Linked DNA regions of Homo sapiens: regions 1 and 3 are each linked to region 2. A link is a loop called in an ENCODE intact Hi-C map of the cell type or tissue named here. Cell type or tissue: Caco-2. All regions are shown on one strand. Each heading gives the region's core, and the rest is flanking DNA. Links, peaks and the distances in the headings are about the cores only. Region 1 has its middle 47 kb from the start of LINC02808. Region 2 holds the start of DMRTA2 (DMRT like family A2). Region 3 overlaps FAF1 (Fas associated factor 1).

Region 1 (11,209 bases), core at 3,610-8,609, 55 kb before region 2:
CAATGAGAACAAAGAGACAATGTACCAGAATCTCTGGGACGCAGCTAAAGCGGTGTTAAGAGGGAAATTTATAGCACTAAATAACCACATCGGAAAGCTAGAAAGATCTCAGATCGACACTGTAACATCACAACTGAAAGAACAAGAGAAGCAAGAGCAAACAAATCCAAAACCTAGCAGAAGACAAGAAATAACTAAGATCAGACTGGAGCTGAAGGAGACAGAGACATGAAAAATCCTTCAAAAAAATCAATGAATCCAGGAGTTGGTTTTTTGAAAAAAAAAATAGTAAAATAGGTAGACTAATGAAGAAAAGAGAGAGGAATCAAATAGACACAATAAAAAATGATAAAGGGGATATCACCACTGACGCCACAGAAATATAAACTACCATCAGAGAATACTATAAACACCTCTATGCAGAGGTGTCCTACTATAAACTAGAAAATCTAGAAGAAATTGATAAATTCCTGGACACATACACCCTCCCAAGACTAAACCAGGAAGAAGTCAAATCCTTGAATAGACCAATAACAGGTTCTGAAGTTGAGGCAGTAACAAATGGCTTACCAGCCAAAAAAAGCCCAGGACCAGATGGTTTCACAGCCAAATTCTATCAGAGGTACAAAGAGGAGTTCATACCATTTCTTCTGAAACTATTCCAAACAATTGAAAAGGAGGGACTCCTCCCTAACTCATTTGATGAAGCCAGCATCATCCTGATACCAAAACCTGGTAGAGACACAACAAAAAAAGAAGACTTCAGGCCAATATCCCTGATGAACATTGATAAGAAAATCCTCAATAAAAACTGGAAAACTGAATCCAGCAGCACATCAAAAAGCTTATCCACAATGATCAAGTCAGCTTCATCCCTGGGATGCAACTCTGGTTCAACATATGCAAATCAATAAATGCAATCCATTATATAAACAGAACCAATGACAAAAACCACATGATTATCTCAATAGATGCAGAAAAGGCCTTTGATAAAATTCAACATCCCTTCATGTTAAAAACTCTCAATAAACTAGGTATTGATGGAACATGTCTCAAAGTAATAAGAGCTATTTTTGACAAACCCACAACAAATATCATACTGAATGGGCAAAAGCTGGAAGCATTCCCTTTGAAAACCAGCACAAGATAAGGATGCTGTCTCTCACAAGTCCTATTCAACATAGTATTGCAAGTTCTGTCCAGGGCAATCAGGCAAGAGAAAGAAATAAAGGGTATTCAAATAGGAAGAGAGGAAGTCAAATTGTCCCTGTTTGCAGATGACATGATTCTATATCTAGAAAACCCCATAGTCTCAGCTCAAAAGCTCCTTAAGCTGATAAGCAACTTCAGCAAATTCTCAGGATACGAAATCAAGGTGCAAAAATCACAAGCATTCCTATACACCAACAATAGACAAGCAGAGAGCCAAATCATGAATGAACTCCCATTCACAATTGCTACAAAGAGAATAAAATGCCACCTAGGAATACAGCTAACAAGGGATGTGAAGGACCTCTTCAAGGAGAACTACAAACCACTACTCAAGGAAATAATAGAGGACACAAACAAATGAAAAAACATTTCATTCTCATGGATAGGAAGAATCAATGTCATGGAAATAAACATACTGCCCAAAGTAATTTACAGATTCAATGCTATTCCCATCAAACTACCACTGACACTCTTCACAGAATTAGAAAAAACTACTTTAAAATTCATATGGAACCAAAAAAGGGCCCATATAGCCAAGACAATCCTAAGCAAAAAGAACAAAACTGGAGGCATCACACTACCTGACTTCAAACTATACTATAAGGCTACAGTAACCAAAACAACACGGTACTGGTACCAAAACAGACACATAGACCAATGAAACAGAATAGAGACCTCAGAAATAAGACCACACATCTACAACTACCTGATCTTCGACAAACCTGACAAAAATCAGCAATTGAAAAGGATTACCTATTTAATAAATGGTGCTGAGAAAACTGGCTAGCCATATGCAGAAAACAAATTGGATCCCTTCCTTACACCTTATACAAAAATTAACTCAAGATGGATTAAAGACTTAAATGTAAAACTCAAAACTGTAAAAACTCTAGAAGAAAATCTAGATAATACTATTCAGTACATAAGCATGGGCAAAGACTTTATGATGAAATCACCAAAAACAATTGCAACAAAAGCTAAAATTAACAAATGGGATCTAATTAAACTAAACAGCTTCTGCACAGCAAAAGAAACTATCATCAGAGTGCACAGGCAACCTACAAAATGGGAGAAAATTTTTGCAATCTACCCATCTGACAAAGGTCTAATATCCAGAATTTACAATGAACTTAAACAAATTTAGAAGAAAAAAGAAAAGCAATCCCTTCAAAAAGTGGGCAAAGGACATGAAAAGACACTTCTCAAAAGAAGACATTTATGCAGCCAACAAACGTATTTTAAAAAGCTCAACATCACTGATCATTAGAGAAATTCAAATCAAAACCACAATGAAATATCATCCCCTGCTAGTCAGAATGGTAATTATTAAAAAGTCAAGAAACAACATATGCCGGCAAGTCTGTGGAGAAATAGGAACACTTTTACACTGTTGGTGGGAATGTAAATTAGTTCAACCATTGTGGAAGACAGTGTGGTGATTCCTCAAGGATCTAGAACCAGAAATACCATTTGACCCAGCAACCCCATTACTGGACATATACCCAAAGGAATATATATCATTCTGTTATAAAGATACATGCACACGTATGTTTATTGCAGCACTATTCACAATAGCAAAGACATGGAACCAAATGCCCATCAATGATAGACTGGATAAGGCACATATACACCATGGAATACTATGCAGCCAAAAAGGGATGAGATCATGTCCTTTGCAGGGACATGGATGAAGCTAGACGCCATCATCCTCAGCAAACTAATACAGGAGCAGAAAACCAAACACCACGTGTTCTCACTCGTGAGTGAGAGTTGAACAATGAGAACACAGAGACACAGGGAAGGACACAACACACACTGGGGCCTCTCAGTGAGGCGAGGGGAGGGAGAGCATCAGGACAAATAGCTAATGCATGTGGGGCTTAATACCTAGGTGATGGGTTGGTAGGTGCAGCAAATCACCATGTCACACGTTTACCTATGTAACAAACCTGCACGTTCTGCACATGTATTCTAGAACTTAAAATAAAATTTTAAAAAGTAAATAAATAAATAAGTGAATAAATGAAAACCTCACATTCTAAAAAGCAAATAAACCAACAAAAATTACAGGCACATGCCTGTAATTCCAGCTACTTGGGAGGCTGAGGCAGGAGAATTGCTTGAACCCAGCAGGTGGAGGTTGCAGTGAGCCAAGATCACATCACTGCACTCCAGCCTGGGTGAGAGAGACTCTGTCTCAAAAAAAAAAAAAAAAATGCAGGGCAACATAATTTCTAAGAATTCACTACACAAGGGAAAGCTCTTCCTGATAGTTGAAAACAAACTGATAAATATAGAAAAAATAGTGGAATTAGAAAATTACCACCAGATAGCATCATTATAACAATTGATTCAAGCAAGAATCATCAGTGATGCTAAAACTAGTAAGAGATAGGTGCTTATTAATTACAAAATGAAAAACAATAACTACACTGGAGAAACCTGGCAGGCACCTCCTTAAACATGTGATTAAAGTTAACATCACCAGCAACAGTAATAGATACCATGTGCCTCCTGATATGATGCACTGAGAAAAACACAGCATCACTTCTGTGATGTTCCTGCCAACAGTGCACGACCTAAATGTAGCTTGTAGGAAACATTAAACAAATTCAAACTGAGAGACATCCTGCAAAATACGTGTCCTATACTCTTGAAAAAAATGTTAATGTCATGAAGGCAAAGAAAAACTAAGGAACTGCTACAGATTAAAAGAGGCTAAAGAGACATGACAACTAAATGCAGTACAAAATCTGGAATTTTTCTGCTCTAAAGGACATTATAGGCACAGTTGGCAAAACCTAAATAAGTTCGTTACATAAAATAATAGCCCTGAATCAAAGTCCCTTCCTTCCTTCCTTCTTTCCCTTCCCTTCCCTTCTCCTTCCTTCCTTCCTCCCTCCCTCCCTCCTTCCCTTCCCTTCGCTTCCCTTCCCTCCATCTTTCTTTCTCTCTCTTTCCTTCTCCCTTTCTTTCTTTCTTTCTTTCTTTCTTTCTTTCTTTCTTTCTTTCTTTCTTTCTTTCTTTCTTTCTTTCTTTTCTCTTTCTTTAACAGAGTCTGACTCTGTCATCCAGGCTGAAGTGCAAGTAGCATGATCTTGCCTCACAGCAACCTCTGCCTCCTGGAATCAAGCAATCCTCCCACCTCAGCCTCCCAAGTAGCTGGGACTCCAGGTGCCCATCTCCACACCTGGCTAATTTTTTTTTTTTTTTTGTAGGGAAGGGGTTTCACCATGTTGCCCAGGCTGGTCTTGAACTCTCAGCTCAAACCATCCTCCTATCTTGACCTCCCAAAGTACTGGGATTACAGGCATAAGCCACAGCGCCCAGCCTAAAACCCATTTCAAAGTTTAAAAGCATGTAAAGGGATAAAGGGGCATCCTTATATTTTTTAAAATGCACATATTAGGGGAATCTGGTGTGAAAAGTAGATAGGAATTCTTATAATTTTTTCCCTGTCTGAAATTTAGGGAGAAAAATTTTTTAAAAGAGAAAATTTAAAAGCTGGTCAGGTACTGTGTGCACATGGGTCTGGTTTGTTGACAGTAGGCAGCCCTGGAGTCGGGGTGTTCTGACTGGGCCATTTCATTGGGTGTCTCCCCACACCAACTCAGTACCATCTTCCAGTCTCCTGCCTGGAAGGAGGTGCTAGGAGCCCAGTGAGGCAGCAAAAGGGTGCTGTGCTGAACATGCAGGACATAAACATTCACCTAATCTGTGTTCAGTACAGGGTTCCCACTCCCAAGCACCTCCCCTCCCAGGCCACAGACCCTCTGTTTTATCCTCTCTAAATAAACCTCTAGTCTTCTGGATTATAGGGGGAGAGTGTCATCTGACTGCAGGAAGAAGAATCAAGGGCTCTAACTACTTTCTGTTTTTAGCCTAACCTACTTCTAGAAGTGCCTGAGTATTCTGGGGGTTCCCAGTGTAAACCCAGTTGCTCATGTAGACCTGTTAGGGTGTAAGATGCAGCTTTCTGAGGTCTGTTGCGTCAAATGTTGCTCTCTGCTCCAGCTTCCAAAATGCTGCTTGAAATTTGCTAGGAGGGTAAGACTTAAGTATTCTCACTACACCAAAAAAGAAAAAAAAAAAAAAGGTAACTGTATGAGGTGACAGATACGTTAATTAGCTTGGTTGTGGAATCATTTCACAATGTATGCCTATATCAAAACATCATGTTGTACACCTTAAATATATACAATTTTTGTCAATTATACCTTAATACAGCTAGAAGAAGATTTTAATGCTACTGTCTTCGCTGTTGTTCTCTTTGTCCTTGTGGGTTTGAATATTTTAATAAAATCTCTTTGCTGTCATTTTAGTAGAGTTTCAGGAAAAACCACATGTCCAACCTGTCATCATCAACTGGAAGTCCTTTGCTATGTTTTCTAATCTTCTACAATGACATGCATTGCTTGTGCAATTTTAAAATATATTTAAGCACATAAAAGAACTAAATGTTGTGAAACCATATAAAACAGTTTAGAAATAGGATGTTCATCAGGCTTCTGACGGGAGGATAATTAAGCTCTGAAAAGCGGCTGGGTGATGTGAAAGAACTTGAAGATTGGGCTCACATCCCAAGGCTGTCTTTCATTGGCATTGTGACATGAAGGTGAATACAATCCTCTGTGAACGCATTTTAACCCTCGGTTACCATATGAGGGGAGGCGTCTGTAGGGTCAACTGCACAAGGCTTGAGAGTTCAAATCTCGCTGAATTCTAGAGGCAAAAAAGGAGGTCCTGCACCCAGGCCAAAGCCCTCCTTTGGCGCTGAGGCTCAGGAAAGAGCACGTCAGTACCCGCTGTTAACTCGGAACTGAGGCTGCAGCCAGGCCTCTGTCCCCCGCACCAAGAACAAGGTAAAAATAAATCCAGAGAGTGAGTCAAGTCAGGGGCTCGGCGCCAAACCCACAGCCCCGGCCCCATGGATGCATAGGGCGGTCCACACCTGTATCTACCAGCGCTCACCTCCAGCGTTAAACCCAGGTGCGCGGCGGCCGGGATAAAGTGGGGCACGCGAGGAACTGACTTTCTATATTATACCACACGGGGGCAGCAGAGGACAGGCAGAGAAAACCGAGAGGGTCTTGGGAATGGGGTGGGAGAAGGTAGGAGACTGGGAGAGAATATAAAGGGACAGAAAATACACTAAAAAGAGATGGCAGAAAAAAGAAGGGCGCGGGAGACAGACTCGGGGCGATAAAGGGAGGAAGCACTACTAACGTAGTGATCCCGCACATATGGACAGTTACTATGTGCAAGGTGCTGGGCACTCACTGTGTCATGGAGTACAGGAGCTCGTTTCATAGTTGAAGAAACAGGATGGGAGGTGGCGTGGCCAGCCTTCAGTCACAGCATGGGCACCAGCACCTACTGGCAGGGTTATTTAACTTCTCTGTGCCTTGCTTTTCTTATCTACCTCACAAGGTTGTGAGGATGAAATGAGATAACACGTGTAAAGCTCCAGAACAGCACCTGGCACATGGCTAACATTCAACAAACGCCAACGATGATGATGATGATGGTGGTGGTGGTGATGATGATGATGATGGTGGTATAATGATGATAGTGATGATGGTGATGGTGATGATGGTGATGATGATGATGGTAATGGTGGGGGTGATGGTGGTGGTGGTGATGGTGGTGGTGATGATGATGATGGTAGTGATAATGATGATGATGGCGATGATGGTGATGGTATAATGATGTTGGTGATGATGATGGTGATGATGATGATGGTGGTGGTGATGATGATGGTGATGGTGGTGGTGATGATGATGGTGACAATGAAGATGGTGGTGATGATGATGATGATGGTGGTGATAATGATGACAGTTATGATGGTGATGGTGATGGTGATAATGGTGGTGGCAATGATGATGGTGATTATGATGATGATGATGATGGTGATGATGATGATGGTGATGACGATGGTGATAATGATATTGTTGAATCCCTACATGGAGGAGGACCCTTGGTTTCCAGGTTTGTGGAGTGCTGTTGAAAAAATCTTCCCCCATATTTCAGATGGGGAACTGAAGCCCAGTAAGATTGCATGACAGCACAGGGACCTACAGCCATGCAATACGAGGGCCAGGATTCAAAATCAGGTCATTTGACCCTTTCCACCTCACCCTCTACCTCAGCACGGGACAGAAAGTGCCTGTTCATCCCAATTGCTAAAATATGTGCCACATTTACCTGCTGAGTGCAGCCTGATGCCAGGCCCAGGGCTGACACCATGTTTTGCTCTCAAGCAGCTTACTCTTGGGAATGAAAGGTCAGAGCGAAGAGCAGGTGGGAGGTCTGTTGGACGTGCTCACCATCCCTGTTGTGGACAAAGAGAAGAGGATCCGGTCCTGCTCATGTCTCACACGCCCAATTTCTGGCCTGTCAGGGACAAATATCTGGATAGTGAGCATGCCAAACAGATGTCACCAGGAGAGGGAGCATGTTGCTATGGGAGGAAGGCTGCACCTGGTCTCCAAAGCCTGACCTCCAATTGCAGCTGGGTGCCCCTAGGTCAAGTACTTAAACATCCTCCTCTGCCGCAACCTCTTCATCTGCAAAACGAGAATAATAATGATCCTCTCTTCCTCAACAAGGCAGGGTGAGAAGATGAAATGATGCGATTAATGCAAAGGGTCAGCCTGGCACACAGGATTCTCCAAGCAGGGAGTTCTGTTATCTGGAAAAGGAGAATGATAATATTCTCACTGGGTTATTTCATAGAGTGACAGAAATTATTGGTGTTCCAGTGCCTGAGACACAGCAGATATTCAATCAGCCCTGCTGCGTTAAATCAGATCTGCTGCCATGCTTCGTAGCATTGGAGTCCCTCACAGGGATGCAACGTCCCAATACAGGTTGGCCTTTTCAGCTAACAACAATAACTTGGGAACAATGCCTTTGCACCTCTCAACCATGTACCTCAAGAAGAATGTGTGCATGGGACGGTGAACACTTCAAAGGAGAGTGAGCTTCGGGACCTCCTTCAAGGAGCCCTGGGTCAGCCCCTGCTGTGTCCACTGGTGACCGTATGGTCCTCTCTCCTGATGCATCCCCTCCTTCCTTGGCCCTCACTCACTCTTAGCGGGTGACCCCAGACTGATTCACAGAGCCAACTGTGGCCCCAAAACAACCCCTAGCAGCTTTCTTTTCAACAGTGGCCAGCAACCTCCACAATCCTTGCCCCTGTCCTTCTGCCCCTCTGAAAAGCAGAGTCCTTTCTCTGGCCCAAAGCTACTCTCTGCCCATGCACCTCTTCATCCACCAGTTCCTCTCTCCTGGCAGCTTCCCACCAGAAGTGAAGCTGGCTCCACACGCCAGCAGATCGCCGCCACAGTCTTCGCTTTCTCCCCTCCTGCCCAAATGCTCTTCTCCTCTCCCCTGGCTTCCACCTCCACCCTACTCCTCTGAAACAAAGGCCCCTTGTCGCCTCTTGAAAGTTTCTCACCCTCTCTGAAGAGGCTTAGTGAATTTTCCAAACAAGCAATGAAAGGAAACCTCTCTATTTACCAAAGCAGCCCTTTAGCAGCCTGAAGCAGTGTCAACCCTCCCTCCTTAAAAACCTCCCATGCTCCTTTGATGCCAGCGCTCCAGGTTTTCCTCCTATCTCTCTGCCCACATCTCCTTTGACTCCTCAGTAGACTCCTCTTTTTCCCTGCTGACAATTCCTGAAATCTCTGTCTTCAGCCCAAATCTTTCACCTGAGCACAGACTCACATGCCCAGCTGCCTCCTCTCCATCTCCACTTGCATGTCCCACAGAAACCTTTGACCCAAAGTGTCAACAAATGAGCTGACTTCCTTCTCCCCTCCTCAGACTTTGCCATCTCCATGCCCTCAGCCAACCAAGCCCAAAAACTCTGCCAGACCCAGTGCTTCTCTTGTTCTCATCCCCGTGGCCAATCAACCTTCATGTCCTGTCAACTCTGCTCTCCAAAACTCCCTTGGGTCCACCTTCCTCCAGTCAGCCCAGGGAACACTCAAGACTACATTCCTCCAGTCCACCTGCTCTGGGAAGTCTTCCATGCTTGCCCCAGGCACCATTAGGGGCTCCCTCCTTGGAGCCCCCTGCCCTCTGTACACCACAGGTTGTGCACTGGCCACTCAGGGACCACAGCCAGCCTTCAGATGTGTAGTGTTTTCCTTCACTATGAAGGCCATCACACAGCTTTTAAAAACAAGTCACTACCAACTGTTGCCTAGAGCTGCCTAACATAACTGGCTGACTTAAAGTAACAGAAATTTATCCTCTCACAGTTCTAGAGACTAGGAGCCTGAAATCAAGGTGTCGGTTAGGTATGCTCCTGCCAACGGCTCTAGGGGAAAATGCTTTCTTGCTTCTTCTAGCTTCTGGTAGATGCCAGCAATACTTGGCATTCCTCAGCGGTGGCAGCATCACTCCAATCTCTGTCTCTGTCTTCACATGGTCATCTTCCCTCTGTGTCTCTGTTCTTGCTTTCTCTTCTTAGATAAAGACACATTGGATTAAGACCCACCCTAATCCCTATGACTCCATCTCACATCTGCAAAAAAACTATTTTCAAATAAAGTCATATTCTGAGGTTCCAGGGAGACATAAATTTCGGAGGGAAAGTATTCAACTCAATACTTTTTTTCTTTAAGTGATGATGTGTCTCCCTATGTTGCCCAGGCTGGTCTCAAACTCTTGGCCTCAAGACATCCTCCCATTTCAGCTTTCCAAAGTGCTGGGGTTACAGGCATGATCCGTGACACCCACCCTCAACTCAATACATTTAAAATAAGGAAATTTCAAATAAATATCCAGATTACCACTTCTCTTTTAAAAAATTGGATTTGGCCCCATATCCTGCATCTCAGATTCTTGCGTAGCTGCTGACGCTGAGAAGCAGCCTCCTCAGTCCCATTTGCACCGGGCATATATTCTCCACTTATCACAGTCCCTTCCACAAGGGGTCCAACAACTGCAATGGCAGGAAAGTGTTAAAGAAATATCCCAAACTTATCCCCCTGGAAACTAGTAGTAACTTTCTGTCAGAGTAAGAGAAAGTGGCAAAGGGGAGAGTTGTGTGCAACTTTTCAAGAGGAACCTGCTGTCACCCCAAGCACTTCTCTCATTTACATTATCTGCCTTGCCCCTGTAGGAATTTTCATCTGGAGCATGGCTGTACAACAATGGCATGTTCATGAGACTCTCACTCACTGGATGACCCTGTCCATACCCCACCCATATCCCCTTGTCCTTATTTACCATTCCTCAGCCTGTCTACTCACCTTCCAACTTCGATCATCTATGTTACTTTACCTAAGAGCTTCCTCTGGCTACCAGAGCCCCTTCTTCCTACCCATGGGCCATCCCTTAACCACGGATTGACAAAAGTTGGTGTATCAATACATCAGCTCCCTCACCCCTCAGGTGGAATCATTCTAAGGCATGAGTTCTACACTGGAGTGCTCACAGTCCCCCCGCAGGGTGAAGCTCCAGCTACTCACAGTGGCAACTTGTTTCTGTACCATACCCTCTGTTGGCTCACTACCTGCCCTGTCTCTTTTCCCTCTCTCCTGGAGAAGTGCTTCCTGGGATCCCCTGTCGAATAAGCTATTTGCACATGAGCCCTTCTCTCAAGGTAGGCTTCTGGAGAAAACCAAATTGGAGGACAGAAACATGGCCTGTTTGCCATATTCATCTCCCCATCCACAGAACACAGCACAATTAATAAGCACATCATAAAGAGTACTCATTATTCATCCATTTATTCAGCTATGTGTGTCTAGCTCCACTTCATGCCAGGCCTGGGCTAGAGGCTGGGATATATTGATGAGAGGGTGCACTAATTTTCCTGCCCTCCTGAAGCTTCTAATCCAGGAAAAACCAACTTTCAAGAAAACAGAGACTGCTTTCCCCTAGAAGCCAACAACATGGTCCTGAATAAACTTAGAAATGTTAAAAAAAAAAAAAAAAGTGGAGAAATAGCACAAGCTAGCAATGAGTAGGAACTAAAATGAGT
Region 2 (11,209 bases), core at 2,935-7,934:
GAGCCGCAGGAGCCTGCGCTGCTGTCGCAGCCTCTGAATTCTCATGAATTCCCAGCCTTTTGGAAAGGGGGCCGGGTGAGGCTGGAAGAGGGATCCGGAGGTAGGAGATGAGGACCCAGGCCGCGCACCCCCTCCGAGAACACCTGCACCTGTCTGTAGCTGCTCCCCCTTTGCTCAGCCTTCCCCACCCACCCTCCTAAACAAAACCCAAAAACCACCTTAGAGTGAGAAGACGCCCAGCCAGGGCGCAGAGAGAGCGCTGGGCGAAGAGGGGTCGATGGCCCGCGGGAACAGGGCTGGGGTTCCTGTTTGGGGACCGGCCGGCTGCCAGGCCCCTCGCCCTACTGCTTCTCCGGAGCGCCGTTGACCATAGGCCCGTACAGGCCGCCGCCGTAGGTCGGCTCCTTGTGCACCGCCGCAGCAGCGGCGGCCGAGCGGTCACGCATGAGATCGCTAAAGGCGTAGTCCATGGGTGGGCGGAAGCCGAGCGTGGGCACCAAGCCGGCAGTGGAGTAGGGCGCCATGAAGGCCAGACCGCGGCTGTGCGCCGCCGCCGCGGAGTAGGCCAGGCGCAGGGGGCTGAGGCCGAGCGGCGCGCCCAGCGGGTAGGCGCCCGCGTCGGCACCGAAGTGACTGGCGTTGGGCTGCAGCGGCGAGAAGGCCGAGCGGCTGCTCAGCGAGCCCAGCGCCCCAGGCGCCATGGCGCCGGCCAGCAAGGGTCTGTGGTGCGGAGGTGCGGCGGGCCCCGCCTGCAGCGGCGCAGGCAGCCCAGGCCCCCCGGCGGCGGCGGCGGCGGCGGCGGCGGCGTCGACGCGGCTGGGCCACGCGTCGTCTGCAGCTGCTGCAGCACCCACGGCGGCCTTATCTGGGGGCGCCGCAGGGCCCAGGCCGGCCGCCAGGCCCCCACGGTGGTGGTTCAGCACCTGCTCGATGGCCTGCACCACGTCGCCGCCGCAGCCCTGCAACACCAGCTCCAGGACGCCTCGCCGGTGGCCTGGGAACACGCGTGTCAAGATATCCAGCGGCGTCCGCTGCCGTGGACCCGAGCCTCCGCCCAGCCCTGGCGCCGGCGCGGCCTCACCCTCTTCTTTGTCAGCCTCTGAACCGGATTCAGAGCCCAGAGGGCTAGCGGAGCCCGGGCTGTCCTCCTCGCCGCCGCCGCCAGGGCCAGCGCTGCCTGGGCAGCTGCCACCTGCCTCTTTGGAGGCCCGAGCTAGGGGCGAACCAGAAAAGGACTCGCCATCGCCGTTCTCCGAGCCTGAGCCGGGCCGCACCTCTGGGGACGACGTCCCGGGCCCCGAGTCTGCGCCGTCGGGTGATAAGGGCTTCACCGGCGGCGGCAGCGGGCTGCCCGGGCGGCCTGCCTGCAGCAGCGTCTTAGGAAACAGGTCAAACTTCTGCAACTTGGCCTCTGGGAGGGGAGAAAACGTGTCGTGAGGAGCGGTTAGCTAGAAGACAGCAGTCACAGCACCTCGGCCCTTTGGATCTCAGTTTCCTCTCCCTCAGCCCCACAGCCCTTATTCACTAGGCTCCAGTGCCCCTCTTTCTTTTTGCTCTAGCATTCCTTCCGCTCTGAGCCCCTACAGCCCTGACCCCAGGGCTCCCTCTCTTTCTGTACTCCTCAGAACCCCAACTACCTGTGCCCTGTAAACTCGATGTTCAGTGCTGCTTTCCCCACGTCTGTGCCCCAACACCTCCACCCTTAACTGCCCTTCCAGTCCTGCCCTGCCGTGGAGAAGTGGCCAGGTCCAGGGTTCAAACAAGAGACAACATAACTTCTGCCTAACCACGCTGTACAGAAGAGCCCACTGTATAGAAAATGCCTGCCCTGGCAGTGCAGCCTGTAAGGAAAGGCGCCTTGGTTATCTAGGAGGTCCCAAGCTTCTCTACAGGCAGAAGTACAGCCCCTGTTTCTAATCCACCCTTTCCAAAATTGAGACCTGAGAAGTTCTTCCCTCCCAAGTTTAGAGCGGATCCCTCCTTTCCCTCAACGGCTCTGGCCTAATTTCTTCCCTCCCCACAAAAAGCCACGGGGGTCCAGAAAAAGAGGGTGGTGCTAGGCAGGCAGTAGGAAGCGAAGAGGAAAAGACATAGGAAAGCAGACCTGAGAAACCAGGGAGGGTGCGGAAGAAACTAGAAGGAGGGAGGGCGCAGCAAGCGGTTGTCCAGAGGGCGTTAGGAACGCGAGAAGGGGAAAAGAAACTAGGGCGTCTCAGAACCTAGGGCGTCTCAAAACCTAGGGTGTCAGTTAAAGGGGGGGGGATTCCTTAAGGGAGTTGGGAAGGAGCAGAGGGAAAGGGCCTGTGGAGAAGCGCAGAGCGAACGAAGATGCGCAGGTTTCCACCTGGGGAGAAGACGAAGCAAAGAAGCAGGGACCTGCCTGCGTTTGGGTAGAGGCGAGTAAAAAAATTAAAGCGTGTACATTTCGGCCCGATGCAGGAGAAAGGGGTAAAGTGCAAATGCTCCAGAAGCGGGAGAAAGGAGAGTTTCTGTACCCACGCTCCATACCCGAGGCTGGGCGAGCGGTGAACCCTAGCAGTCGCGGCGACTGGACACGGGGGTTCTACTCTTTCTGAACCGAGACAAGCCCCTGGGCCCCGTGCCCCAGAGCTACGATCCTGCTGCCCCTACCTGCGGCCTGGCCGCGCTCTCACCTGAGCCCCCTGCGCCAGCTGCTCCGCCTCCGGTCCCCGCGGGCGCTCCCGCTCCAGGTCCCCCGCCGTCGGCGGCGCACACTGAACCGAAGACCTCGTAGGCGGGCCTCGGGGGGATGATGCCGTTGGCGGCGGCCAGCGCCAGCCCCTCGGCAGTGCCGTAGAGCAGCTGCAGCTCGCGCGCCTCGTTCTCCTCCTGCGCCTGCTGCCTGCGCAGCGCCACCTGCGCCGCCATGACACGCTGGCGCTCCGCGATGAGCGTGCACTTGGCGCACAGGCAGTCCTTCCAGCGACAGTAGCGTTTGTGGCCCTTGAGGGCCGACACCACGCCATGGTTGCGACAGCGCGCGCACTTGGGGGTCCGCGGGTACTTCTCGGCTGCCCGCAGCAACAGTGGCGGCCCCCGCAGCAAGCCGCCTGCCACGCTCACCGGTAGCGATGCAGCGGCCGCCGCGGCTGCCGCCACCGACGCCACCGACGCCACAGGCGGCCCCGTCGCTGTTGCCGCCGCCGCCGTCGCCGCGCCGGGCACGCTGGGCAGCTCCGAGCGCAGCTCCATGACAGGACCTGACGGGAAAGAAGGTGGGAGAGGGGAGAGACCTGGTGAGGAGCACACCGCGCGCTAGGCCAAAGCGCCGCCTTGAGGAACCCAAGCTGGAGAGGGAAATTTGGGCCGCGGAGGCTGGGCTAGAGGGGCCAGAATTGCTGGGAGGAGGTGCAGTCGGAACCTCCTTGTGAGCCCTAGCACCTTCACCCCAGTCTGGCCATGGCTGCTCTTAGACCTGATATACACGCTAGGGGTAAGATTTTGTCTGAATTAGTGATTCCGCTGGAAAAAATAAAGAGACATGTAAAGTGTGAAAGTCACTGATTCAGATGGCTGTAATGAGAATTTGGAAAAGTTAAGATGATACCCCAAAGCTTAGCCTAATTGGGGTGAGACGGGTGAGAGAAATGCTCGTTTGACGGGACTGGGATTAGAGCGACAGTTTTGGCCCAGAAGTTAGGCTGATGCCAAGGGCAAAACAGGAAAACCCGGAGCAAAACGGTCAGTTTGGTGGAAGGGTGAAGAGGAGAGAGATGTGAAGGCGCAGATGTGAAGGCCGGTTGGGCCGGAGTTTTGTTTCTTTTTGTTTGTTTATTTTTAATGCAGTTTGGGGCAGAAGCTTTGGAGAGAAAAATCAACAACAGAAAGAATAGCTTTAGGAAGCAGAGTGAGGACGAGGAAACAACTTGGGCAAAGTTAGGCCCAGTGGCTCTGGGACCCGTAAAAATGTGAGCGCCAAAAGTTCCACGGTGAGGGCCTCCAGAGAGTGAGAGACAAAATGTATGTGGAATTTAGCTTAGGACTGGGAAGTATTAAAGAGAAAAATTCGGCCAAAGAAACTTTCTGTATAGGCAAACCCAGCCCAAAGATGAGCTTCATGGGCAAGGAAAACAGTGAAAAGCAGCTGATCTGGGTGTCCGGGATCCAGGGGCCGCGCCTGGGAGAGGGGAATGTGTAAGAAAAAACCCCACAGGCAAATGCTGGGGGAGGGGATTGGGTAAAACCTGTGGTGCAGTTTTTTAGCTTCGCAGTCTGGAGTAGTAGTCGGGGCGGAAGACGTATCCTGCGAAAAGTTAGGCATTTCGGGAGGGGGATCTTTCTCGAAGACCACCTCACACTGCCCTCCCCTCCCCTCCGGGTTTAGGGACAGAGTCGTCAGACACGCCCTCCCCGTCTTGGGGTCCCAGGGGACCCCTCTCGAGCGCAGGCTCCTGCGTTCTGATCTCAGAGTTGGGGTCCTAGGACACGGATGGCCCAGCAGGCCGCACCAAGCCAGGGGAGTCGCCTTCGCAACTGGCCATAAACGGACACCAGAGTCCCTCCCACGCCGCAGCCCCATAAGGCCCAAGCAGGCCCAGCTCCCCGCTTCTGCCGCGGTCTCCTCTGCTTCCCGCGTTCCCCGTCCCTGCCAGAGCCCGCGACAGAGTCCTTGTGTCTCCGTCCGAGAGTCCCAGACCTCCTCTCTATGAGCGTTGCCTCCTCTCCCAGACCCTTCGGGCGTCCCTAAGGCCCACGGGGCCCAGGCCTCCTCAACAGGGGCCGCAGACCAGGTCTCCACCCACTGCTCTCCCTGCGGCCCTCAACTACCTGCCTTGGGCTCCGGGATCCTCCTCCTCCGCTGGCGCTGCACGCGCCTCCCGGCTCCACTGGCGACGCTGGAGCTCTTGGCCGCTTCCCTTTGCCCCCGGCCCCTTATCTGACCACGTCACCCTCCTTCAGTCACCATGTCCGAACTTCCGGACCCCTCAGAACGCAGCGCAGTCCAACCCTCCCTTCAGAAATCCGGGTCGGAGGCTCGTCTGCGGGCCGCGTGGTTGGAACCCGCGACCTGACTCTCGCCGTGCCGGGTCCCCTCGCGGTGCGCGCCGGACGCTGCGCGCAGCCGGGGCCCAGTTGCCCGGCGCTGCCAGACTCTCAATGAGCCGCTCGCCCGCTCTATTGTTGGTCCTTAGGGCTCCATTAGACAGAATTGGACAACAATGTGGCGCCTGCCATTGGCCAGGGGAGGCAGACGGCGCTCTGATTGGCCGGGCCCGCGCCCGGGGAGCCCCGCATTCTGCAGTGTCCGAAAGATTCGAAACTCCAAAAGCTCCACTGCGTGCCTCTGGGAGGGGAGGGGGCGCGCCAGGAAAGGAGTGGAAAAAAGTGGGCGAGGAGGAGCGTTGAAAATTTCCTGACAAGTAGTTTCCGTGCGCCCGAGAGCGTGTGAATTGCTCCTAATTACCGTGTCCGGTGCGCCTCTCTGCGTAGACTTGTGTAACCTCTCGGCTTCTGGGGCGCCGGCTCGGCTGCACCGCTCTTACTGGCCTGGGGCGCTTGGCAAAGCCGAGCTTCCCAAGTGGCTCTGGAGCCCTGAGGCGGGATGGGGGGCAGGTGACAATTCAATTACTGCGGTCGGGGTAGGGGCGGGACAAGGGTGCGGGGGTGGGGAAGGGAGGGTGTTCAAGGCATAAATGCCAGGACGATTTTTCCTGCCTTCTTCCTGCTATGTTTCGGCGCGCTCCCAAATCCGACGAGTTTGGGGTAGTTGGGGGCTGCTTTGGTTTTTTCCTCCTGTCTCCTTAAAGCTCAGTTACTTTATTTTAAAAGTCCTGATACGATAGTCATCCTGGAGGGTAAGTGTGGTTTATGAAGATTTTCGTGTTTAAAGAGAAGCTCAGCGAAGAGAAATGAGATTGCACTTCCTGTCGGTGCCCGCCACGTCCCTCGCGCCCTGAGCCTTTCCTCTCCCCGCCCCTCTTTTCGCGTCCCTCAGCCCCTTTTGAGCTCTCTTTTCCTCACTTTTCAGCATCTCGATTTCTTTTCCGTGGTGGTGGGATTCTTTTTGTCGTTATTGCAAATGAACAAATAGCCCCCCCCCCTTTTTTTTTCTTTTCTAAACGAAAGTAAAAAGTGGCCTCTGTGTCTCCGCAGATTCTCTTAAACTCAGGACGCGCATCGGTCTGTCCGACCTTCCCGGCAAGAGACAAAGTCACTGCTGGGAGGCCCCCTCGGACAGTTTTCAGTTTTAACTTTCGCCTTATTCTCGTCTTGTCTTGATGTCACGGCCCTGAGGAACAGCTCGTTCTGCAGAAGAGGTAACAGGTTTCAGATTTTGTTTCCTTTTTGAAAGGCTGTTGCCTTTCAAACATCTGGAATTAATGCCGCGGCCCTCGGGCGAGTCGCCCTCGGTTTCTGTAGCTCTGATTTTATCTCTGTGTCTTTTCCCCTCTAATTTCTAAAGTTCTGTTTTTCCCTCTAATTCTGTTTTTCCCTCTAATTTCTAATGTTCTGTCACTCTCGTTTTTGTTCTCTACTTTTCTCTCTCTCCTTCAGAATAAAGAAAATTCGTTTAAATAATGAGGAAAATGAGCGTTCCTGTCGTTCTCCCTCCACTCTTGACCGTGCGTCTCTGCGTTGCTCTTTCGAACCTCCAGGCCGGCGGGAATCTGGGCGCGCAGACTCGGCCCGGGTCGTCGCGGCCTCAGGACGCAGCCCATTCCGCCTGGCACGACTACTGGGCCGCGTCTTGTCAGTCTATCAGCTTCTGAGCCCAGGAATGGGGGTGGGGGAAGGACGGTGCGACTAACGGGCCCCCACCCGAAGACCGCAGAACCTGGCGCCCCGGAAGAGCCCTGGAAGATGCCCACCGGGAGGCTGAGGCTGGAGGGAGGAGTGGGTGGGGGTGATTCGCTGGAGGACCGGGCGGAGAGCTTCCAGAAAGTTCACCAGGCCCCGGCGCGAGGGCGCTCCGACACGGACAAGGTCTATGATAGCGATAAAAAGCTGGTTACTCGCTCCCAGAAAATGCCACTTGCTGGAGTCTGTGAATGGGTTTAGGAGAGAGAAGGGTGTCAGCCCCCGCGAGGGTCTCCCGCGTGAAGTGAGGATAAGGGAGTGCTTCAGGGATAATATGTCCTCTAGGAGCGCAGGACCCAGACCCCACCTTCCAACACCTGGAGGTTCCGAGGCCAAGTATGTCTAGCCCCGGCTGCACCTGGGTAGGTGAGCCATGGGGTCGGGGGAAGAGCGCCGACAACCGCCGGATTCCGCGCAGGGGCCGCCAGGCGCCTGCTCCCAGAGCTCCTTTGGACAAAGTTTTCGGGAAATTCTATTAAACCGAAAACGAAATAAACTATACAAATCTGCCTAGCTTTTGAGGGGGCGGTGGCCCAGGTATCCTTCTCGCTTGAGGCCAGGTCACCGTGAGATTTCCCCACTCCGGACCGGGGATCCCGCAGAAGCCAAGGGTGTAGCCACGAGGACTCGGGAACCCGAGGCGGCCCAGCAGATGCGTGAGGAACTTCATTTTCTCAGGAGTGGGAGGAGGAGCATCCTGGCATCTAACACAGCCCAACCAGAGGGAATCCGCCCAACCCCTAGTGGCGGCATCTCACTCTTCTCTCGCTCCTCTTTTCTGGCATTCACATCCCCACAGGTCTGAGACCCACAGCCTTTTCTCCCACTCCCCGGAGGTTAGGGTGTTCATGTGAGTGAATGTGTTATGGAGGGAGGCAAAATAAACCCGTTATGGAGGGAGGGCAAATAAACCCAAGGTCATCTCACCCACACTTCGACAGGGCAGGATATCCTCTGCCCAGCTTCCCAGGCCGCTCCAGGGCCAGTTCCTCCTGATTTGGATTGGGTTGGTCGGAGGGGAAAGCAAGGGCATGGCCCAACTGAGCCACCAGCACTAGTAGAGCACGCCCAGGTTGAGGCAGCAGGGTCTACCCCCTTCCCAACCTGAGTGTAGCTTCACACTTGGACACACCCCCTCCCACGTGCGTGTGACCACTCTCTGCAAAGTTTGGGACACACTCTCACGCCAGCATTCAGAGAGCACCACCGGGCCCAGGCTCAACTCTGATGCTACCCTCCGGCTCAAGGGGACCCCTTCAGTGAGTTTGACCTCACAGTGTTCTTATAAGCATGTCCCCATCCTGGGCCATCCACTTGGTGTGTGACATTCCCAGACTCCCACAGATTTCCACCTCGGTGATAGCACACGCCGACAGGAGCACATTCTTACGCAGGTATGCCCTGGTTTATGCGCGGAGCTCCAGTCTTACTTCTACAGTTGGGCCCCGGGCAGAAAAAGCCAAAACCCTCCGGGACAAATGAGGCGGCTGAGAGCAGAGGGTCTTCCTCACACATCCACACGCGTACTCTTAGCTCAGAATCATTTGCTGACGCCTCTGCTGTGCCAGGGGCTGGGGGCCCGGGTGAGAGGGCCCAGCCAAGAAAATCCACCCCATCCCTATTCGCCCCCGGCCCCATCCCCCACGCCCACGCCCAGGAACTGGTGGCGTCCAAAGGGACTGCGTTGGGGTGAGGCCGGGGTTGAGGGCCTAGGGCGCAGAGCCGGCTGGAGACGCGGCGTGGGGAAGGGGGCCGAGGGTGAGTAGTGTAGCTCTGAGTAAAAGAGCCAGGGGCGCCGATGGGGGACCCGGGAGGCATTGACTTTTGCGCTGTTTGCCCGCGGCCTCGGAGCAAGCAGACGCCATCTGTTTGCCGGCTGCGACGCGTCCCGTTTAATTACCCTCCCGGCAGCCTAATAGAGATGATATTAAACTAAATCTTTCTGACATTAAAAGTAATTATCCCCAAACCGGTGGCTCCGGGACGGAATGGCCCCTCCCGCACCCACCCCTTCCCTGGCCGCGCCGGATTCCGTTAGTTTGGCTGATACTCTCCGCCCGGGAATGGGGCGCAGAGGAAAGGGGGAAAGTGCCTTTGGGAGAAGGAATCTCCACGGGTTGCCCTACACGCGTTTTCCCGCACAACCACAGACTCTCCTGTTCCTATGTGAACACACGCACGTGTACACACAGACACGTAGCGACATTTTCCTCCAGATCAACTCATGAGTCATGCTGATGAAGACCCTCAGCCGCGCACACCCTCTGTGGACAGGGAGACGCGCAGCTTGGTTTCCTGTCCCCGTCCTCTGACACCGCTAAAATGGTCATTTTCCGTGGTCATAGCCACGGATCTATGCCACGACCTGGGACCGGGCATAATTTCGGAGCCAGAAAGTACTCCTGTGGTGGCGCCGGGTTTCTCAGGCGCTCTTCCAGCTAAGGGCCAGGAGCCCAGCGATTTCCCTACAGTTGCTTACTGAAGTCGCACCATTCTCTGCGAGGCAGGTCCGATTATTCCACTTGTCAGGTGAGAAAACAGACTCGGAGAGGTGAGATGACTTGTTCCACATTATCACAATTAGTGAGTAACAGTGCAAAAATCAAACCCGGGAGTACCCTCATCCAAAGCCAGGTCTGTCTGCACAGTGCAGGCGCAGCGGGCGCTGCGAATCGGCTCCTGGCCCAATGCACCCCTCCACACCCGTTGGCCGGGAACCCGCTGGTGCTCAGCTTCTATCCGGACCCCGGACCTAAAGGCCGGGCAGAACAACCAACTGAAGGTGGAGGAGCGAGGGCACTGGTGCTGATTGAGCGGCAGGAGCCCCCGAGGCGGAGTCCCAGCGGCTGCAGCCCTCCTTTGGATCAAGCCCTCGCGTCTTCCGGGCAGGCGGAAGGGAGGCGTCTGCCCAGTGTCGCCAGGCTTCTCACGATTTTCTGGTTGGGAGCATCTAAGCCTGAGACAAACGCATGGAGAGCGGTGTTCACCGCCCCACTATTTGTTTCTATTTGTGAGCGTCTACTGAGTACAGCCACTCTGATAAACACTCGGTGTGTGCTCTCTTGCTTGGCACGCAGTCCTTGGGGGAAGATGCGATGTTCCACATTTCAGACACGAGGTAGCCAAAGTTCAACAAGGCGACATAACTTGCCTGGGGCCAGAGTGCTGCCGAACTTCGAAAAAGACAGAAATCCAGATCCAACTCCCACTCTTAGGTTTTTTTCTCCTCACCTTCCGTTCCGAGTGGGTAGGATCAGACCTAGGGGCTTCCATTTGGTTCGATTCCATTCAGTTCACTAATCATTCACAGAAACATGAAAGTAGGAGTCATTCATTCATTCACTTATTAATTCGTTTATGTAACAGCATTTGTTGAGCATCTAGTATGTGCCAAGCTCTACGGATCCGAGACAAATCAACCATAATGGGCCCTTACAGAACTTGTTAGCCAACTGGGGACACAGTCACCTATCAATGACCTCACAGTGAGAAGTCTAATCTTGGGAATGGGGGAAGGAGAATGAGGGGAAACTTCCCCAAGAAAGGGACCTCTGATGTGAGAGGTTAGGTTTCCCAAAAGGAAACACTGTTATTGCTTGTTCTGATAGAATAAAAGTCTTATAAAACATTTTAGAAAATTCAGCAAAATATATTTGGTGAATTTTGCTAATTTTTTTTCCTGTTTACCTACACTGACAAAAATATACTTTACAGTACTTGGTTTTTGTTTACAAATATAAGGATTTTAATATTAATCTATCTACATAACCTTTTAAATGATTGTTTAATGTTCCATTGCATGGATCCCTCTTTCTTTAGCCATTTCCCTGTTAATAGGTATTTTGTTTGTTTCCAGTTTTTGCTCTAATAAATATTGCTACCACAAACATCCTTTGTGAATTTGCCAATTATTTACCTAGGATAAATTCCTAAAAATAAGATTGATCGGCCAGAGGCTTTTTACATTTTTTAAAGGCTTTTGATAGCTATCAAATAGCCCACAGGAAAGGTATCAATGAACACACTCAATACAAGCACATCTTGCTGATCTTTTAAATCTTTGCCAATTCAAACAAGAAAAATAGTATATCATTGTTATAATTTGCATTTCCTTAGTTATTCCTTACTTTTTCCTACATGGATCGGTCAGTTAAGTTGTTTTAAAAATTATTTATATACATCATTTGCTTATTTTTCAATCATAGAGCTTCTACTTTCCTTAATTTGTAATAGTAATTTATATATCAAGGACAATAGTATCTTCTGTCTGTAACATGTGCTGCGTTTCCTCACTTTTTTGTGGCTGTCTTGCTATTGTAATGCTGGAGTTTTAAAACGTTTATGTAGACCAAAATTTATATATTTTTTGTAGAATCTATTTACAGTTGTA
Region 3 (5,000 bases), core at 1-5,000, 120 kb after region 2:
CAGCTGACACTTTATGGTAGCCTTAACCAACAATTTGTTCTAATCAAAGAGAGACTTAAAATTTTAATTAATCTGATCAATCTTCCTAAAATATGAATTATGTTTGAGATTTTCAAATTGCAATCATCAAGAGCCTGTAGGGCTGATGGACAGTATGAAATTGTAAAAATTCCTACTTGTCAATTCATTCCATTATAATTAACAAGAAGGTGGTACTTCACAGTACAGATGTCAAATCTTTCTCATGGCTAGGAGACTCTGCTTCTTCCTCCCAAGATCATTTATGCACAGGGCTACCATTTATAACACTACCAGCAGCAAAAAATTCAGTTCAAAACATTAGAAGGAAAATAGATGGGGAAAAACCAGTCATTTAAAGATAAAATGCATGGTTCTCATAATTGTGGTATTTTCTTCCTTTTGAAGAGATAAAAGTGTACCAGTGCATCCAGTGGCAGGGCCAAAGTTGTCAACCCAACTGCACATGGCATTCATCAGAGTTAGATGTCATAAAGTGATAAATGGTTTCCATAAGTAAATTCCTGCAATCTCAAACCCAAAGTGGGGAAGCAAGGGCAAACCACTCTACAACAAAGGGAAATGGCTCTGTTTTTAAATAATACAATTTCTGAATAAATTGAACAGCCTGCCCATCATAGAACATTTGAGGAGGGGACTAACGAGTTGCCAAATCAACCCAAGGCCAAATGCTAAAATTACAAATTTGAAAAGACAATAAATGCCCTCACTAAGGGAATGATACAAGGGAAGAAGGGAGAGAAGGATGAAGGAAGGGTTGAGGCAATGAGTGAAATGAAATAGTTAATCATAAGTCAGATATACTTTTATATTTTCCAGTTCTTGCTATTAGAAAACTGGTAAGATAAGATGAAATGGTTTTAATCTAAAGTTTGGAGAGAAATATAAACAGAATATCTGATGGTTAGCATGTATTAATCACTTGTAAAATTTTTCATTGCTGAAGCATAGATATTTCTATCTTGTTAACGGAAACCAGGATTACTAATAAATCAGATATGGCAAAAAGTAATCTTGTTTAAATTCAAAACAGGATATTGTTTAATTTCTTTCAACTTAAGTCATAATTACCTAAGTCACTGGCTTTCACCAAGCTATACTCTAACATAAAATATATATTAAATGGAACCTAGCAATTTAGGGGAAGGGAGATGAAATTCCACAAATGCTCACTGCCTACCTACCGTATACCAGGTGCTGTAAAAGGAAGAATATTTGATAAAAAATAGAGGGCACAAAACTGTCAACTACTCTATTTAAGGGTTCCTGATTACTACATATTTCAGTGTGATTCCCATGAGTTTAAAAGAGCCTCAGGTATAAAGTGGAAATAACACTTACCTTTAAAACACTTGTCTTCTTGTAAGGATGAAATAAGTTAAGATACAGAAAACACTTGGACTTGTGCCTAAAATATGGTAGGCCCTTAAAATTGGTCGCTATTTTACTATTATTAAATGCATAATAATATTTAACACTTTTATCATCATTTCTTTTAGGATTAAAAATGATAGTTTATAGCTACAGGCCAGCTCTATGAGACTTTATTTTGCACAGGAAGATACATTAGCAAAGATTTGTTGACTAAACCAACACTGTCACTGTTTTTTTTTTTCCATTCAGAAAATGAATGGGCAGGTATCAATATTTAGAAAATAAGACAATACATTATAGATGCTGCATTTGTACAATACCACAAAATTTTAAACATTTACAACTGGATACAAAACTAAAATCACTATTTTCTTTTAAATACATTTATATTTAATCATAATATGGCGAAAGGTCAAGGGGGAAGTGGATCCATGTGGAAAGGGCATCCTCCCTTTATAACAACTTGCTCTCCTGGGAAGAAATCCATTCCTGGGATTGCTAAACTAGCTTAATGAGAACAAGAGGGAGAACCCACTACCATGAGAACAGTCAAGGACATGGTGGGTCCATGACCCAGGCATCTCCCATTAGGCTCCACCTCTTAAAGGTTGCACCTCCCAACATTTCCACACTAAGAATTAAGGTTCCCATATGAGTTTCGGTGGGGATGCTCAAACCATAGCATAATCCTAAATCTTTGGTTTAAACTAAACTAAGTTAGGAAAACAGAGTATATGACTAAGCTAGGGGAAACTAAGGTAAAGGCAGTGATCCTAAACCTTTAGTGGCCTATAAATCACCTAGGGAATTTATTTAAAAGGCAAGTTCCTCAGCCCCATTCCCACAGAGAAGGTGATTCAATAGATTTGAGTCAGGAAACAGCCTTTTTAATACGTCTCCAACCCCACCCCAGGTAATTTTGATGCAAGTGATTAATGGCCACACTTTGAGACACATTGCTTTCTGGACACAGGACTCTCTTTGTAAGACTTTAATCTGTCTCTGAAGGCAGTTCTTAAAAGAAATCATCATAAAAATATTTTGGGCAATGATAGCTTCACTGGACCAAGTGTCTAGTCTCCTGAGTCAACCACTTTAAAAATATTAATTCCCACTTGCTTCATTTGTATGGGTAAACTCCAATCTGATCTGAAAAAAATACTAATAAATATCTCAAAAGTCTGTGAGCTCCATGTGATGGAGGGAAAACAAAGCAGGGAAGGGGAGGTTGTAATATAAAATAGAGTGGTCAGGGAAAGTCTCAATGAAACGCTGACATTTGATCAAAGACTCAAAAGAGGTGAAGGAGGAAATGAAATATTTATCTCAGGGAAGAGAATTTCAGGTGTAGAGAACAGGAAATAAAAGACATTGAAGTTGGAAAGTATCTAGCATATTTGAAAGGTAACAAGGAGGTTACTATAGTTGGAGCAGAGTGAAGCATAAAAGACAAAAATTGATGAGTTTTATTAAACTTACATGGTAAAACACACACACACACCACAGAAAAAAACAAAAACAAAAACACCATAACTAGGCCAAAAGATAAATAACAAACGGGGAAATTTTCTGAATTCCAAACCACAAAAAAGAGGCTAATTTACTCATTATATATAGAATTCTTACAAACTAGTAAGTAAAAGATCAACAAAAAATAAAGTTTCTAGAAATGGAAATAGTAATAGCACATAAGCATGTTAAAAAGATATGCAAAATTACACATATTGAATTTGCTCCTAATTATAGCTACATATATATATATATTCGAGATGGAGTCTTGCTCTGTCACCCAGGCTGGAGTGCAGTGATGCCATCTTGGCTTACTGCAACCTCCGCCTCCCGAGTGATTCTCCTGCCTCAGCCTCCCAAGTAGCTGAGATTATAGGTATGTGCCACCATGCCTGGCTAATTTTTGTATTTTTAGTAGAGATGGGGTTGCACCATGTTGGCCAGGCTGGTCTTGAACTCCTGATCTCAAGTGATCCACCTGCCTTGGCCTCCCAAAGTGCTGGGATTATACAGGTGTGAGCCACCATGCCCACCTAAAGCTATATTTTAAAAAAAAAGAAAAAAGAAAAAAAAAACATTTTTCACCTGTCAGATTAGTAAAGAAAAAAAACTGGCTTTGGCAAGGTTACAGGAAAACCAGGAAAAAGTCACTACTATACACTGTTAGTATAAGTGAAACTGATACAATTCCTTCATGGGCAATTTGCCAATAAAAATTATAAATCACACATACTCTTAAACAAGCATTTAGTCTATAGATATATTTTCATGTGGAAATCACCTATGTACACACAGTTAATTACTGGATGTTTGTAACAGCAGAATACTGGGTGTAACCCATCAATTACTGGATGCAGTAGCTCACACCAGTAATCCCAGCACTTTGGGAGGCCAAGGTGGGGGGAGGAAATTGCTTAAGCCCAGGAGTTGAAGACCAACCTGGATAACAAAGTGAGACCTGCCTCTACAAAAAATAAAAAAATTAGTTGGCAAGGTGGCATATGCCTATAGTCCCAGCTACTTGGGAGGCTGGGGCAGAAGGATCGCTTGAGGCCAGGAATTTGAAGTTACAGTGAGCCATGATCATGACACTGCACTCCAGCCTGGGCAACAGAGTGAGACCCTGTGTCTAAATCAATCAATCTTGGTTAAATAAAATTATAGTATATTATGGAATTTAAAGAGATACTATGTAGCCATTAAATAGATTTCTTTATTAACTGATATGGAATATCTTTATGAAGTAATGTTAGTGATAAAAGGAAGGTATTAAATTGTGTTTACCATTTGTGTAAAACTGGGGAAAAATAAATACATATTAATTTGGTTTCTTTTTTTGTTTGTTTTTGAGACAGAGTCTCACTCTGTCGTCTAGGCTGGAGTGCGGTGGTGCAATCTCAGCTCACTGCAACCTTTGCCACCTGGGTTCAAGCGATTCTCCTGCCTCAGCTACCTGAGTAGCTGGGATTACAGGCACGCGCCACCACACCTGGCTAATTTTTGTATTTTTAGTAGAGATGGGGTTTCACCATGTTGGTCAGGTTGGTCTCGAACTCCTGGCCTTGTGATCCTCCTGCCTCAGCCTCCCAAAGTGCTGAGATCACAGGCATGAGATACCGCGCCCGGCCATTAATTTGTTTATATACAAAATAACCTCTGGATGGATAAATAAGAATGTTGCCTCTGGGGAGGGTCACATAGATATGGGTTTAAGAAGGAGACTTTTTATTACATACCTTTTTATGCCTTTGAATTTTGATTAATGTGAATGTGTTAGCCAATCATAAAACTGGTAAAAGAGCAAGTCCCTTACATGAAGAAAAACTGCATGTAATCCCAAACCTTTAACAGTGTTAAACATATTTTTCTATTTTATATGAGTCTTCTGTTCAAATCTATCTTTTTTGCAGTGGTGTGATATTGGCTCACTGCAACCTCCGCCTCACGGGCTCCAGTGATCCTCCTACCTCAGCCATTGGAGTAGCTGGGACTACAGGTAAGCGCCACCATGCCTGGATAATTTTCGTATTTTTTTTTTTGTAGAGATGGGTTTCACTGCATTGCTCAGGCTGGTCTTG

Evidence for each region. Peaks named below come from ENCODE experiments on the same cell type or tissue, not always from the same donor. Only the 100,000 strongest peaks of a DNase experiment are listed, where the experiment ranks them.
Region 1: it touches region 2 in a loop (6-fold over the local background); 1 of 110 quality-filtered maps calls a loop at or near these places.
Region 3: it touches region 2 in a loop (1.8-fold over the local background); 1 of 110 quality-filtered maps calls a loop at or near these places.

Annotation. Positions count from the first base shown.
Region 1 is chr1:50,362,369-50,373,577 of GRCh38, forward strand. No RefSeq gene overlaps it. Among named protein-coding and RNA genes, the nearest start is that of LINC02808, 47 kb to the left of the region's middle. In Caco-2, for the core only: a CTCF peak has its summit at 6,294 (motif pointing right); no DNase peak of the experiment used is centred there.
Region 2 is chr1:50,418,324-50,429,532 of GRCh38, forward strand. DMRTA2 (DMRT like family A2) reads right to left here and starts at 5,120. Exons shown (of 3, transcript NM_032110.3): 1 at 4,793-5,120; 2 at 2,655-3,221; 3 at 1-1,411. The coding sequence starts at 3,213. The coding sequence ends at 342. LOC105378714 (a long non-coding RNA gene) reads left to right here and starts at 5,223. Exons shown (of 3, transcript XR_947325.3): 1 at 5,223-5,574; 2 at 6,115-6,278; 3 at 6,517-6,549. RefSeq lists enhancers at 1-730, 731-1,680, 2,916-3,415, 8,127-9,120, 9,121-10,113 and a silencer at 6,243-6,302. In Caco-2, for the core only: no CTCF peak of the experiment used is centred there; DNase peaks (open chromatin) are centred at 4,868, 5,188 and 5,488; H3K4me3 peaks cover 2,373 bases.
Region 3 is chr1:50,542,114-50,547,113 of GRCh38, forward strand. The region is part of intron 13 of FAF1 (Fas associated factor 1); the gene reads right to left. Among named protein-coding and RNA genes, the nearest start is that of FAF1-AS1, 100 kb to the left of the region's middle. In Caco-2, for the core only: no CTCF peak of the experiment used is centred there; no DNase peak of the experiment used is centred there.